2 separate regions of the Mus musculus genome follow, and region 1 is linked to region 2. A link is a loop called in an ENCODE intact Hi-C map of the cell type or tissue named here. Cell type or tissue: left cerebral cortex. All regions are shown on one strand.

Region 1 (8,000 bases), 390 kb after region 2:
GTGATACACATACGTACAGGCAGGCAAAACACTCCTAGACATAAGATAAATAAAATGAATGAAATGAAATTTGCTCAGGACTTGACACACCTTAGCACAAAGCTCTCCAGTGGGTTTTTGTGTGTTAGTGCAGAACCCTAGCCCTGGACTTGTGAAACTCATTTACCTCGCCCACCCTCCACCCTTCCACCCTCCCACAACCACTCCTATTACAAGACTGCTTTGTCATCTTAGAAATGATCCCTTGGATACCCCAATATTATGATTTGTCCCCCAAAGATTTATGTGCTGGAAGCCCAGTCCCTCCTCATACATCAGGATAAAAAGGCAGCGGGTCTCTGAGAGCTGTGGCCCACAGGGTGGTGATTCAGGCATGGGCACCACCCTGGGAAGAACAGGCTCACAAGAGCAGGTCGGGTCTCAGGGGACTGAATCAGCTCCCACAAGAATTGGTCACTATCACATGAGTTGAGCTTCCTGGCTCTCTGCCCCATCCCACCCCGGGGTTCCTTCTGTGTGCCCTGATTTCTTTACTGCACTGTGGCACAGCCTGGCTGGGCCAGATGCTACCTCTGTGCTCCTTGAACTCTCCCCTCTCCCCTTTGACCTTCCCAGTTCCCAGAGTTATGGATCCTGTGACCTACAACAACCCCTTTTCCTTGTGAAGTCTTCAGTTATGCTAAAGGGTTCTTGTTTTGTTTTGGTGGTGTGGGGGATCAAAGCCAGGGTATGTCTTGCTGTCTGCTAGGCAAGTGCTGTACCACAGGGCCACAGCCCTAAGCCATCAAGAATTCTGTCACAGCAACACAAACAAACCGAGTGCCTATAGAACCTTTCTTTCTCACATCTGGTTGCCACCAAATGTCACATCCTTAGCTTAGTCTGCCCTGACAACCAACCTGAGGTGACAGTCGCTGCTTATCTCTCCGCTGTCCCTTATCCTGTCTCAATCTCTGCAGCACCCCAGGCTTGTTTGCTCTCAGTGTCCCTCGCCCAGGCTCTGCACGCTGCAAGGCTGGATCCTGCCTATTTTGCTCATCAATGTCTTCCCAGGCCCTGGACAGCATCTGGCATGTAACCAGTGGCTAATGCACATTTGTTAAAGAAATGCACAGATGACTACATCGAGGGTCAGGAGAGAGTAATAATAATATAAAAAAGCATGAGTGATAAACCAAGAGGTATACTTCCGGAAGTATTTGTAATTACAGAGTTGAGCCCAGTGAGTACACGCGGTGAGTAGTTGAAGACAGGAAGCTGTCTCAGTAGAAACCCAAGAGCTGGGGAGAGAGAGTGGGTGCTGAAAGCACTGCTCTGGAGGCCACGCCCAGACTGAGCAGCCCCAGAGGAGCTCCTGCCTTGCTCCGGCCTCCTCAGACACCTGCACTCAAGGCACATACCCACATGCAGACACACAATTTTAAAATAAAATAAATATTTTTAACTTAAAAAGAAAACCTCCTATAAACAACTAAGTATTTTAAACCATGGAAATGAATTCACTTCTCAAAAATAAGACATCTGGGTGCATGAGAGGCAGACCGTCCAGTGGTTCATGGCGTTGATGTCCCATCGTGAGGACCAACATCCACGTCAGGTAGCTCACGAATGCCTGTAAGTCCAGCTCCAAGACCTGATGTGTCTTCTGGCATCCCAGAATCGCAGACACACACAAATAAAAATAAATCTTTTTTTAAAAGTCCATTTCAAGGCCAGGTGTGCTGGCAGTGGTGCACTCGCACAGGCATAAACATACCTTAAAACTCGGTTCCAAAACACAAACGGGCTCAGAGCTTGACATCTCTGCTGTGGCATGCGCTTATGCATGTGTGCACACACACACATATAGATGAGTGTAATAACATTTTCTCTTTTTTGTTTTTTTGTTTCTGAGACTAGGTTTCTCTATGTAGCCCTGGCTATCCTAGAACTTGCTCTGTAGATGAGGCTGGCCTCGAACTCACACCACCGCTGCCCAGCTAAAATTATCTTTTTCTTTGTTTTTTACTTTTTTACTTGTCTGGAGATGTTTTTCCTACATGTATGTCTGGGCACTGTGTGTATTCTTCGTGCCTGTGAAGACGGCCAGAAAAAGGTACTGGGTCCCTGGAACTGCTCATAGATGTTTGTGAGTTACCATGTAGGGTTTTTGGTTTGTTTGTTTTTTTTGGGGGGGGGGGGTAACTGAACCCAGGTCTTCTGCAAGAGCAGCAAGTACTCTTAAGCACTGAGCTATCTCTCCAACTAGTAATAATTTTTTTTTCAAAGAGGCGAATAACTTTTTCAAACAATCCAACAAGTACTTCTCCCTGGGTTGCGGGTGAGCTACTGGGCATCCCCCACCCTTCCCTCGATGCTCTTGCTAAGGTAGCTAACAAGGCCACAGGGAACAAGCAGGCACCCCGCCTGGTCCCAGGGCCCCTGTGGGCCTCAGCTCTCAGCTCTGCAGACTAGACCTGCAAGGTGGACGCCTTTCCCTATCCAACTTCTCAGACTGTTCCCAGCATCTGCCGTCAGGCAACACTGATTCCAGGGCTCATCTGGACCCCCATGCATCTACCCAGACCCTAAAGCCGCTCTCCCCTCCTATCCAGAGCAAGGCCTACAGCACAAGTGGCACTTTGCCCTGGACCCAGGTGGGAGAATTCATTAATTTCTTCTGCAAAAGCTCACAGCTGTTTGTTTAATTGCTGCAATGAAAAGGTTTCCATGAAACCCAACACCCGCCCTCCCCACAGAGAGAGTAGAGCCTCCTGGACCCAGCAGGCTCAGAGAGAATCATAGCAGAAGTCTTTAGATTTAACGGCTGGGGCTCCCTGGGCAGAAGCTTCCCTGCCCCCACCCACAAGCAGCACCCCCGTGCACACGTACACTGGTACGCACAGGTTCCAGAAGAAAGCATGCTCGTCCTACCTACACCCCTGAACCTGTGCACCCTTGACAGCACAGGCACAGGTGTGTCTAGCTGCTCTCTAGCCCTCTAGGAGTTCACTTGTGTAACGTGTGCTTGGTAAGGGCACACTCAGTCTAAACACCCACACGCACTAGCGGGGTGTTTTTCAAACTCTTTCAGCATGGACAGAAACCGTTTGTCAAGTAAAGCCTTAAAAACACTTGCCAAATATACAGTAAGTCTGAGCACTGAGAAGGGCGGGAGCTCCAAGAGCCTTGGCCACTGGGCCTCCTCTCTCTCCCCTGCTGCCCACCCACCTCTCCTCCCCAATCCTAGGAAAAATGGATGGAGTCTGGTTTTGTCATTGCTTCTGAGAGCTGCCACCTAACATGGGGCATAGGGACGGGCATGTCTGAGCTGACTCAAGGGTGATGAGGGTTGAAGGTGTCTTCTCAGAGTGCATGGGGTACAGGAGTACTGTGGTCACGGGGAAGAGGGGTGGGGAGGGGGCTGACTGTCCACCCTTCCATCCCTCTGGGACCCTTCCTTTCTTCCATCCCAGATCTCACTGATTTGCATGAATGGATGGTTTTGAGGTTTGTGGCTCTCGCTGCTGACCTTCCTAGCTTACTAACTGTGGTGTTAGCCCACACCCAGCACTACCTACTGTACAGAGGGCAGGTACTAGGTGTCTCCTCCGAGGTTCCCATCATAATTGGTACTTCTTTCTATTCGTGTTGTGTGCATTGGTGTTTTGCCTGCATGTTTGTCTGTGTGAGGGTGTTAGATCCCCTGGAACTTAAGTTACAGGCACTAGTGAGCTGCCATATAGGTGCTGGGAATTGAACCCAGGTCCTCTGGAAAAGCAGCCAGTGCTCTTAGCCACTGAGCCATCTCCCCTGCCCCCATAACTGGTACTTTTAGCAGGGCCCCACAACCCCATCTCACTGAGCTCTAAGTGGGAAAGATGTATGGAGAAAGCCAGACAAAGGGCCATGACAGAGGCAACCCCAGAAAAAAACAAACAAAACCCAATGATTCCCAAGGCCATAGTAGGACCCCCTTCAGAATCCTTGCTATGAGGAGAACAATCCTACTCCTGGGGCCATCCCTACCCCCTCACCATGAGGGAACTCATGACTCCAGAACCTGGGCCATGCCAGGCTAAGGAGAAGTGACATAAACGGCTTCCAACCACCAGCTCTCCTGCCTGGCAGGGTGCCAGGCTCTGGCTAGGTTCTTTCCAGGCCCAGCACCTCTTAACTGCTCACCACTCCCAGAAGAGCCCCCAGGAGCTGAGCCACTCTGAAAGCTCTCTGTTCAGCCCTACTCAGCCAGCCAGCCAGCATTGCCAGGCCTGCCCACGGGAGGCCTCTGCAGGCCTTTGTTGGAGCAAAGCAAAAGCAGCTATGCCAAGCAAGGACCAAGGAGACCCAGCTGCCAAGTGCTTGAGGAAAAGCCTGGCGGGTTTCTACGGCGGCTTGTGCCAGAAGCTCTTGAGGTCAGGGACCCCCATACACCATCTGGATGCTAAGAGTCTGCAGGAGTGTTCTAATAATGGCCTCAGGTCACTCACCCCCAGGTTTGTCCCCTGAGAGGACATCGTAATGCCCCCAAAATGAGAAAGTGCACATTTGAATACAAATGTCACTCTCGGTCAGCCCAGGGTTAGGGTGCAGCCAGGGCTCTCCCATCCAGGCTGACTGACATGGTGCTTCCTGGTGTTCTGGACTCTCCCATCCAGGCTGACTGACATGGTGCTTCCTGGTGTTCTAGAGGAAAGGAGAATACCTTGCCTGGAATCCCCGTGGATGAACAAGAGTTAATGTAACTGGTGCCCTATATTCTCATGGCCTGGATCAAGAACAGGCAAGGCTGGTGTCCATTTCAATGTGATATTAACTCACCAGGGCCAGAGTAAGGTGAGCATGGTACCTAGCTACTATGGAAGCCAGAGCCTGAGAGGAACGTCTAAACAGCCCTGACTACCATGACCTCAGCAGCTCCCCGGTCCAACCTCACCAGCAAGATGGCTGACTTGAGGTCTGTCAGCAGAGGTCTTGATGATAAAGCCACTCCTCTCTAGTTTTAGGAAAAGGACCACCCACACCCTTTGTAAGGGAGTAGAGCTGAGACAGTCTGAGGATTCAGTTTCTAGCCTCCTAACAATCTCTAGATCTTTAGGGACTTCCTCAGGCAAGGAAAATGAAGAGCAGCCAGAGAAAACAGGATTGGATCTTTACGTCCTGTCTTCCTCACACTGTAATCCCAGAACCAAATCTCCTCCAGGGCAGGCCTTGGTACCTTGTATTTGCTTTTCCCAGCTCTCTGACCTCCTGTCTTTACAAAGCCTTTATGACAGATAAACTAACTTGGGGTGACCTGGTGGAAGCAAAGGCAGAAAGGAAGTGAACCCCTAGGCTGGCCCGGAGGCTTGCAGGCCCAGGTTATGTTATTATTAAACGGGATGAAATGCAGAGTCAAGTGCTGTACCGGTCTGGAGGCTGGGAGTGAATGTCAGACGGTCCAACCCTCTCTGCTTCACAGTCTGATGTCCAGCCTTGGCCCCTTCCCTTGGGAATTACACAGGTCTTCACACTGAGCTACCATGATTGTAGTGGACCTAAAATCCCTAAGCTTCAGACCCTAATCAAGCCTGCAAATTTGAATCTTTAAGCAACCCAGGGTAGCCTGGGTCCAGCTCTGCCCACTGCTTCGCCTGAGGGGGTGGAGGGTAATGTTGGCACCGTCACTGCTTTGCCAGTTGTCAGCTGGGGTGGCAAGGCACAATTGAGGACTATTAGTGACTTTGCACCCACCTTTGTCCTGAAGAATGACCGAGAAATCATCCCCCAGGCTTCCTGGGTTTTCAAATACAGGGTCTCACTATGTAGCCCTGGCTGCTCTGCAACATGAAGTCCACCCTCTGACCTTACACTTGTGGCAATCCTCCTGCCTCTGCCTCCCCGGTGCTGAGACTACAGGCATGCACTGCCACTTCTAGCTCCCCGGCTTCTTTGAAGTCGCTGCCCAACCCAAAGCTGTCTGACCCACAGGTTTCTCTGATTGGCAGAAAGCAGGGAACCCCTGTTCTGTGCAGGACCTCAAGTCCTTCCTATGGCCCCCTGGCTTCCTCCACGGTGAGAAGGTAGGCCCTAGCACCAAGAGGCAGGAGAGCGCCTTTCAGCACCTGGACAAGGCCCTCCGGAGCATCCCAATAGGGTCTTTCTCACTCCTGGCTCCGAAGCCAGGGCTGGCATCTGAAGCACCCATAGGCTCTGTCCACTCTAAACAAACAGAGACCTGGTTCACCAGGAAGTGAGAGGGCACTGGGTGGGGCTGGAATGCCCGAGGGTGCAACACAGCTTGTTCCCCGATCTTATGTGGGCCCCCTCCCCACGCAGGCCTTTCCCGTCCCTGCACATTCACGCGGGATGTCATGTCGCGTCTAGATCGAGTGGGGTGGACTCTCCCACCACATGGAGCCCAGACAGAACCGACAACCCCTCCCTAGAATCCCTTCAAGCCCCAACGGAGAAGAACACAGGGTCCTTCCACACCAGTCTCGGAGAGCCCGGAACACGTGTGGGCCACCGGTCCTGGAACCAGAGAAGCAGGCGGGGGCTGCTGCCATCACCCACTTCAGGTCAACGAGCACAAAAGCCGCAGCTGCAAACAAAGAAGCGCTGCAAACTAGCCGGGGAGGCGGGACAGGCGGCGCCGCGCCCCCTCCCCACGCCGCGCGGGCGTGCGGGGCCATGGTCCCCGACGGCGCTCCTACCTGGCCGGCGCGGACCTCCTTCTCCAGCTCCCGGTGGCGGTTGTGCCACACGAGGTAGTGCAGCGGGTACTTGCCCTCGGGCCCCTTCCTGGCGGAGGCGTTGGCGGGGATCATCGCCCGCTCCTCATGCCGGGGCCGCGGCGCCCGGCCCGCGGGGAGGGACGGCGCGGGAGCCCGGGCCCGGGGCCGCGGGGCGGACGGCCGGAGCTGTCTGCTCGCGGGGCTGCGGCTCGGGCATGTGCGAGCGGCGGCGGCGGCGGCGGGCGGGGGCGGCGCGCCCGGCGTGGTGCGGGCGGCGGGCGTCCTCGGGAGGCGGCGGCGGGAGGCGCGGAGCAGCCCCCACCCGCCCTGGGAGGGAGCGGGCACTCGGCGGCACGCGGCCTCGCGCCTCCCCTCCCACACCCCCGCACACAAAGACGCCTCTCGGCGGAGGGAGCAGGGACCCGCAGCTGGAGCGGGGGCGCTCGGGGCGCCGGCCCCGGGGTCGCCGCCGCCGCCGCCGCCGCAGGGACGCGCGCCCGCACCCTCCGGCTCCCCTAAGCCGCATAGCCCGGCCCTCAGCCCGAGCGGACGGTGAGGGACAAGCGAATGCGGGGAAGAGAGGAGGGGACCCGGGTGCGCCGTGCTGGGTTAGTTACAGCTTGGCCCCGCAGCATCATGGGGCTTGTAGTCCGCCTGGTAGAACCGTGCGTTTCGGATGACCAGAGATGGTCTGGAACTGATTTCCTGGAAGGGTGGACAGAGAGTCAAACCCGGCCGAAGCGGAGGCCTTACTTGGATGCCAAGTGGGTTGGGGGCGCCTCCACCCTTTGGCATTTTGCCTTTTGCAAGGAAATGGGGGAGGCTTTTAGGGCTGACCTGAAGCGTTGGGTCGGGGGTCTATGGCCTGCAGAAGTGAGCTTGGGTCCCAGGGAGGGTAAAGAGGCATCTAGATTCATAGTGACTAAAGAGTGACCCTAAGAGAGATGCAGGGCATCAGTACCAAGGGTCACTGAAGCAGCCAGGGGTCTGAGAATCGAAATATTTCTCAAATCTTTGCTCTCTCAGAAAATTAAACCCCAGCTTCCACACATCACGTTGGAAAAGAGAATGTCTAATGAGGCGAAGAAGACAGTCTTTCCCCTACATGGCTCAGCAAGAACCAGGATGAGGTTGAGCAAAGACAGCAGCAGGTGGCATTTCCCCACCTCCATCCCATGTGGGTCCCTGCCTAAGGAAAATGACTGAGTCCAGATTGCCTGCTTCCTGAAAGAGCAGAGAGACAAGCGCTTCCACAAGGAGCCCTTGCAGAGAGTGTGGTCAAAGTCAAATTGGCCTCTGTGGCGG
Region 2 (8,000 bases):
CGGCAATGCTAACAGGAGAAGAGAGGATAAGCCAGCAATGGAGGAGGCTTACACTTGCCTAGCCCAGCAGCCTCACTGGATTCAGAGAGGTGTCCAGATGCATTTAGGAAAGAGTGAGAGACCTAGTAATGCCCCTGCCCCTGCAGCGCTGGGTGATTTCCTCTCATTTCATCTCAGGGTAACATCTTGGGAGTGGGGACTAAGAGTGCAGTTCCCCAGTGAACATGGCAGGACCCTTGGGAGATGTTCTAAATATGGAGGCCCGCAGACTCCCCCTCAGGCCCTAGGAGTTGGGAAGAGAGGCTGTTTCCTGTCCAGACAGTAAGGGAAGAATCCAGTCCCACCAGAAGCCAACGGTCCAAGATAAAGAACTTAGAGAAGCGTGCACACAGGAAGTCACTTCACTCTTCAAACCAGCAAATCATCACGTGGAGATGCAGGGATTCAAACACCAAAGGAGAAAGAGAGGGAGGAGAACACTGCAAGACTGCAATCATCAGTGCCCTGGGAGACCCGAGGTGAAATGTGAACAGAGGTGCAGGGGCTCTCGCTCACACCGCCCCAATCCACAGCTTAGCAGGTAAGAACTTAAAAAACAGAGAAATAAATAAATAAATAAATAAATAGGAAAAGTAAAAGCAGCACAAAGGAGGGCAGGGGATGGGAGAGAAACCAGGACGCTTGTTTACCTATTTGCAGACATGGGGAATCAAGCCTAGGGCTTTGTGCACGCCAGCTCTACGACTTAAGCTGTACTCTACCCACTAAAAATAGCACTTTGAAGATTGAGTCTAGGAGACCCAATGTCTGAATAAAGTGTTAGAAAGAAGGAACAGAAGGAAGGGAGAGGAGGGTCACCATCAGCCTCCAGGTCACCTGTGCTGGATACATGAACTACCCTCCAGCTGGCTGAGCAGAGAAGAGGTTTGTGAAGAAAAAGATGCCCCCTTCCAAGCAGACGTAGCATCAAGTCAAGGCAGGCACAGCGCTCAGTCAGTGGAATCGGGTTAGAGAGTGAGCGGACATTTGCCCACTCAGGTGTGTGTGTGGGTGGGGGGGGGGGCTTTGTGCAGCGCACAACTTGCACAGCTGTAATAGCACCCTTGATGCTATGTATGTAGGTATCCAGGAGGTGAGGACCTAGATTTCACAACTGAAGAGACCCAGCAAGAACCCAGACCAATGGGTGGAAACAGCCACACCAAGGCTTCTCACCACAAAATCTCACAGCTCTGGGGATAAAGGAGAAGCAAAACACAAGTAACATGTGCAAACTCAGAAAACAAGGAAGGCTTCCCACATCTCAATAGCAGCCTTGCAAGTCAAAAGGCCATAGAGACACAAAAGTTACACAGAAGAGCTGCCATTGATCTAACCACTTCACCCCTAAGGTCTGAGCCCAAGAGAACAGAATACTCATCTTCTTAAACAAAACAAAAGAAAACAAAACAAAACAAAATCACCACCATCCAACAAAACAACTGTAAACAAAACAGTCCTGGTAACACAATCCCAACAGTAAAAAAAACGAAGATCCCAGGGGCCCATGATCCAATACGTGGATAAGTGAGCTATAGCATATCCACGTATAGATAACTCAGGAATAAACAACTACCATTCACCAAAATGTAGACGAACCCTGCAAACACTAGGATGAGCAAACAAGACACCACCGATTGCATAATACCATTTGTACCAAAAGTCAGGACAGGCAAATCCAAACAGACAGACAGAAAGCAGATACACGGTTGCTCGGGAACAGAGTGCGAGAAGAGGGAGCCAGCACTAATGGGCTACAGCTTACTTTTGAAAATGTCATAAAATTAGATAGTGTTAATGATTGGTGTACTATCCAAACGGAGTAGTTCAGAACGCACGAGTGTATGTGACGTGATCTATGCGTCTCTTGCTTTCCTTCGAGACAGGCTGGCTTGAACTTGTTATGGACTCAAGGGTGGCCTCTTAAGCCTCTCAAGCTCTTAAGTGAGCGTAAGGCCTCTCAGCCTCTACCTCCCAAGTGCTGGCGTTGCAGGCTGGGGCCTCCATGCCTCCTTTTCTGTGGGATCGGGCGTTGATCCCTCAGCCATGCATATGTGTGGCATGGACCCTAACAAAACGACCTATGTCCCAAGTTTGGAAGCTCATGTTTTTTTAAAATGAGGTATCTCATTTAAAACACACACACACACACACACACACACACACACACAAAACAAAAAACAGACAATGAATGGATCAATGTGTCTCTGGTTAAAGAGTTTCCCCCAATCTGGTGACAGAGAGAGAGGAAGTCAAACAGAACCTCCTGAGTCCCCAAAACTCCTAAATGTCTTCAAAAGGATTTTCCCCGGCAAAGTTCAAATCAAGTACGAGTGATGAAGTGAAAACGTTTTCAGACATAAAATCCTCTTCCTCAGACAACCACTACTGGAGGAGGGCACAGAGGTCAAGGGCTTGCTCAGCTAAGTGTGGGACCCTCGGTCCTAGACCCAGCACTTAAGGAAAAGCCAGGAGAAAGGTAACTGCTATTGGGTAAGGACGACCAGTGAGAGACTTTGGAGCTGTCAGTCCTGAATGGGACACTGTTATCGAACTCCTCCCCTCAAGGCTTAAGGTCTGTGTGGAAGAGGAGACAGACAGACAGACTGACTGTAAGAGCCAGAGGTGGGGGATGAAGCCAAGGAACAACGTCTTCTAGACCCGACAAGGTTGCTACACGTACGAACTCACAGAGACTGTGACACGTTCAAGCTAGACAAAATCCCAGCACAGAGAAGGGGAAGCGGACACAAAGTTCCATCCCTAACCAAGAAGCTATTTGGAGATGGTTCCTGCTGGGAAAGGGACACTCAGTTTTCCCGGGTGGGGTGTCTATCAACCACACTCCAGATCCTATGCTCTTCCCGGCATGTCCAATCTCGGAGAGAACCTGCAGATATTGCCGGTACCATCTCATGCTTCCTGAATAAGAGATTTTTTTTTTTAACATAGCCTGTTTTTTTTTTTGGGGGGGGGTTGTTTGTTTGTTTGTTTTGTTTTGTTTCGAGACAGGGTTTCTCTGTATAGCCCTGGCCGTCCTGGAACTCACCTTGTAGACCAGGCTAGCCTCGAACTCAGAAATCCGCCTGCCTCTGCCTCCTGAGTGCTGAGATTAAAGGCGTGCGCCACCACGCCTGGCGATTTTTTTTTCAAAGCTGCAGGAAGGCCACACAAACTTTGTATAATAGATTGCCCCTGCCACAAGGGTCCTCTCCTGACACAAACAGAAAGATGCACCCAAAGAATGCTTTCTCTTTTCTCAAGAATGGAACTTAGAATTTCCTGATAGAATTTTATCTAAATGAGAGGGGACTGATATATCCCGGTGACCTAATAGCTTTGTTGGTTGCTACAGAGACTGATAACACTAAAAGGTTGTTAGTTTCAAAAGGGAAACCTGCCAATTGTTGGTTTCTGGCTGCGTCCCGGTCTATAACTTGCAGTTCTGATTTCTGCCACACGAGGGCACTATCGGAAAGCAAAACGCAGTATTTCCGTGGTCAAGGATGCTGAAGGAAAGGCTAGAGTTCAAAGACTGGGCGAGTGGTGGAAATTTGCATGTGTTCTGAGCAGAGCAGGTGGCTCTAACAGGCAAATTTGAGGCAGAGTCTAAAGAGATTCCTTTGAGGCATTGTGTCCTGCCACAGGAGCCTTTAGCAGCTCCCCAGATTGGGGGATGGGCTTATTAAGGACACACACCTGCAGGGTGTAGAATGGCAAGGCCTGTCCCTTATGCTTATTCCTTATGTCAGAGGGACTGGATTGAAGATCGGTGGGTGCCTATGTCCTTGTCCAAGAAGGGGAACATCACTCAGGAACACAAGGAATCCTGGCATTAAGCTCTAGGTGGAGGGGCTGGCAAGTTGGCGGGGTCAAAGAGGAACAAGGTCACAGGGAGAATACCAATTAGACAAACTGGTCTGCTGGAGTTCATTATAGATGTTAGTTCTCCCCCAAAGGAGGAACCAGAGACTAAAGGTGGGGGTAGGGCCAGGGAGACTGAGGTTGAAGCTAGGCATCCTGGGGGACAGATACAGGCTTCTCTGAACTCCAAAGTCCTCAAATATAAAGTATATGAGAGTATACACTGGGCAGGTCTTAATGATACAGGTCTGTAACCCTAGCCACTTAGAGCCCAAGGCAGGAGGATCACAAGTTCAAGGCCTGCCTAAGCAATTGAGTGAGACTCTTTCAAAATAAAAAGTAAACAGAGCATAGGAGGTCTAGCTTGGTGGTAGAGTGCTTACCGAGCAAGTATTCAGTAACACACACACACACACACACACACACACACACACACACAGAGCAAACAGTAAACACTATCCAGTTGTTTTTATTGCTGATTGCCGATGTTACTTGTTCCCTTCAACGATCGATCCTTAGAAGTCAGATCTGTGTGGTGCCTGTGAATGTAGGCTACCATGACTGAGCTCAGAGACATGAACTGTTGCTCATATAGAATTCCAAATAGAAGTTTCAAACCGGATTCACATTACTCATGGTGCACACTAATTCTCTGGGAGCCCCAGGCACTCTTAGGCTTCTGGGAGTGCCTCACTGTCCTAGCAACATCCTGATGGCATCACCACACCACAAGCTCAGTGCTCTGCCACCCATGTCTACAGCCTGAGGGGCGAGGCTCCCATCCCTGCCATTGCTTTTATCTTTTCCTTGTCCCTGGGGTCTCTCAGTTCTGAGCTTCGCAACCTAATATATGTATCACAGAAGCCCAGAAAGCCTCCTACTTGGTGGAGGAGAGGGAGAGAGAGAGAGAGAGAGAGAGAGAGAGAGAGAGAGAGAGAGAGAGAGAGAAGAGAGAGAGAAGAGAGAGAGCCGGAAGAAACCTGCATCTGTCCTCAGGGTGCTTAGCTCCAGGCTTGGTCTCCCCAGCCCTACCCCAATCTCCAATTCTTCCTTCGGAGAGAACTAACAGAGCCACTTCACTATTGATGATAATAATGTTTTTTTTTTGTTTTTTGTTTTGTTTTTCGAGACAGGGTTTCTCTGTATAGCCCTGGCTGTCCTGGAACTCACTCTGTAGACCAGGCTGGCCTCGAATTTAGAAATCCGCCTGCCTCTGCCTCCCGAGTGCTGGGATCAAAGGTGTGCACCACCACGCTCGGCTTGATGATAATGTTTTTGTTTGTTTTCTTTTGGAGACCGAGTCTCACGTGCAGCGCTGGCCTTGGGCTTGCAGGTCCTTTAGATCCTGGTCTTTCACACCAGGTCAGAGATGAGTGTTTCCTCAGCTGCAAAGTGGAGCAAGCAGCTTTTACTGAGTTCACCTGCACGCCTGGCCTGAGGCGTCCGGTGGAGGACTCCACGGCAGAGCAGGACTTTGCCTGTTGTGTGTGTATTTGCTTTTAGGTGTGGCCGATTCTCTGGCAAGTTCCATGTTACCTCCAACCCGAGAACCTCCTGGCTCTGCACTCTTGCCAACTCTCCTCTGAAGGGGCCACACTCCCAGCCTTTACACACTAATGATCCTTTAACAGGTCTTTATTGGAGCCAAAAATAGAAGACTTTTTGTTCACTGCTCAGTTCTTACTGAAGCTCCTTCTGTTTGCTTTGAGATGAAGGTCTTGCAATGTCACCCTGGCTGGCCCTGAACTTCTGGACTGAAGAGATCCTCCTGACTCAGCTTCCTTAGTAGTGAGAGCTATTGAAAAGCTTTGAGTGAGTACGAGCAGGCACACCTGTGAATTCTTATGTGTGGCACGGACACTTCGGGGAATAGAGCAAATTGTAGATTGTATCTTTTCTTTTAGAAACTCAAGAACATTTTTACTTTGATGTAAACGCAATTCAAGAACCATCTTGGTTTTGTTGTTGTTGTTTGCTTATTTTTTGTTTGTTTTTTCTATAACTAAAATCTCTCACAGACTTTTGCTTCTAGTATATATTTAAATTACCAGGCAGTCCCTTACCTTGGATATAGCTTGTAACGAGCTCTACATTAACCTCCACGTTGCTAGCAGTCGGATCAAGCACACAAATCTCCTCCACTAAGTACTTGTTAATATGCTGCGAACAACGAACAAAAGAAAAGCTCTGTGATCACTCAGTAGAAATGTGGTGCCCGGCTCACCAGCATACACAGCCCCAGACAGGTAAATCCTCAACAGTCATATCTCTGGGGTCAGATGTCGGGATCACGGACAGCTTTGGGGCATATGGTTTGGGGTCTGAAGGGGTCATGAGAAAGGATAAAAGATGGGCTTTTAAGATGTTGATGCGCATGCACACTTGAGAGCTCGGGTGTGGGTTCCGAGGATGCTCCTTGCTAGCCGCAGATTCTTGCATCCGCACACCTGCGAGCTCCACTGTTAAAATTTGCCCGCTAGAAATCACCCCCAAACTCACAAACTTCCATTTTTCCCACTCTTCCAAGTCGCTTAAAGAGTCTTTCTCCCGCTGAGAGAACAGAATAACTCCTTTCAGGACGTCGTGCACCAGGGCCACATTGGCTTCCACCTCCTGGAGAGTGATGTCCTGAAGGATGGAGTCGACATGATATTTGTGCTCATAGAGAAGCAGCGACACAAAGTCCATGGAATCGAGGAGGCAGAGGCATTCCTGCAGCTCCTGCAGCATGGTTCGGAAGAAAAGGATCCCAGCCCGCTTCACCTCTCCTGCCGATTCCATCTCTGGAATTACACATATTCTAATTATGAACATAACACGCACAGCATTTGGAGCATGTTATAATAAACCATTTTTCTCAGGCAAAAGAAAACCATGTCCCGTGATTTTAAGCAACTTTAGTTTCTCTGATCATGAAAAAAGAAATAGCAAAATAGAATTATATCTGATGTACTATTTAGGGATAAAACCGGAAAAAACAAACAAACAAACAAACCCAAATTTGAGTTTTATAGTTAAGGCTTAGGCTGAAGGCTTCCTCCATTATATATAAAAAATGGTGTCAAATTGTGGAGGAAAAAACAGGTGCAAAGCTCAGCTTTTTACCATCTGCTGCTTACTAAATCTCACTTTGCACATTTGTGAAATGGGCTATCCATTGCCCTCATGTGTTTCCCAGCAGATGGGCCATCTTGCCTCTTACTGGAAGGCTAAACTAAGATGATGACATGAGTCCTTGTCCTTTGCTGGGTCACAGAACAGACATTCACATGGCTAAGACTGCACAAGGGGATTCTCCGCACATGGAAAGATCGACATTCTGAAATGATTAGTTGGAAAATATACCCTGATACCATATTCACAATACCTATAACCATAGTTTTCTCGATTTCGCCAGAGAATTCGCCCAGTATTTCATAGGAGACGTTTTGGATCATCTTCACCATTTTCTGTAGATCTTTATACTCTTGGTACAGCAGCATCCTGCTCCGGCCAATGTTAACATCGAGGATGCCCATAGCCTCTTTGGTTCTCTGGCGAAGTGGAATGGCAATGTGGGTTTCTCCACCGGAAGAAGCCAAAATAACTTCTGAAGTGTCTGTGCATTTAAAGAGGAAGTCCCTGAAACCAAAACCAAATAAGCATAGGTCTCTTACAGACCGGCCTTCTCACGGCATTCCAAATCCAGATATCCTGAATTACCCTCTTCCGCTCCTCTTGCCCCATCACCTGTCATGGTTCTCTCATCTCCCCGGAACGCACCAAGTTCACATGACTGTACTTTGGCTCACCTCAGGTGGGTACGGAGCTGGTTGAGCAGCCCTTCAGCAGAGCGCCTTCCCTGACGAGCTCACTAAAGGTAGTAGTCCCAGGTTGCCCTGTACCATGAGGCTCTGCCTTGCTGTCTAACATGGCCGAGTTACACTTATCTGAAAGGTGTTTTTTGTTTTTTGGTTTTTTTTTTTTGTTTTTTTGTTTTTTTTTTTTTTAAAGCAGAGCCTGGAGCAAGGGTACTCATGCGAGTCACTTATGAGGAAGTGCTCCTTGGAGAAGCCCGTGAGGGACTGAGGAAGCAGCATCCTGTCTGCCCAGCCTAG

Evidence for each region. A loop is a pair of places that touch in the nucleus more often than their neighbours do. Peaks named below come from ENCODE experiments on the same cell type or tissue, not always from the same donor. Only the 100,000 strongest peaks of a DNase experiment are listed, where the experiment ranks them.
Region 1: it touches region 2 in a loop (2.6-fold over the local background); 3 of 42 quality-filtered maps call a loop at or near these places.

What each region holds. Positions count from the first base shown.
Region 1 is chr11:77,482,765-77,490,764 of GRCm38, forward strand. It overlaps Ankrd13b (ankyrin repeat domain 13b), which reads right to left and starts at 7,278. Exons shown (of 15, transcript NM_001373882.1): 1 at 6,675-7,278. The coding sequence starts at 6,788. In left cerebral cortex, a CTCF peak has its summit at 4,280; DNase peaks (open chromatin) are centred at 1,353, 3,084, 4,281, 4,977 and 4 more places; H3K4me3 peaks cover 4,423 bases; H3K27ac peaks cover 4,203 bases.
Region 2 is chr11:77,096,828-77,104,827 of GRCm38, forward strand. Efcab5 (EF-hand calcium binding domain 5) reads right to left here. Exons shown (of 18, transcript NM_176965.3): 15 at 7,271-7,524; 16 at 6,403-6,686; 17 at 5,967-6,063. Among named protein-coding and RNA genes, the nearest start is that of Nsrp1, 22 kb to the left of the region's middle. In left cerebral cortex, a CTCF peak has its summit at 3,489 (motif pointing right); DNase peaks (open chromatin) are centred at 3,504 and 6,601.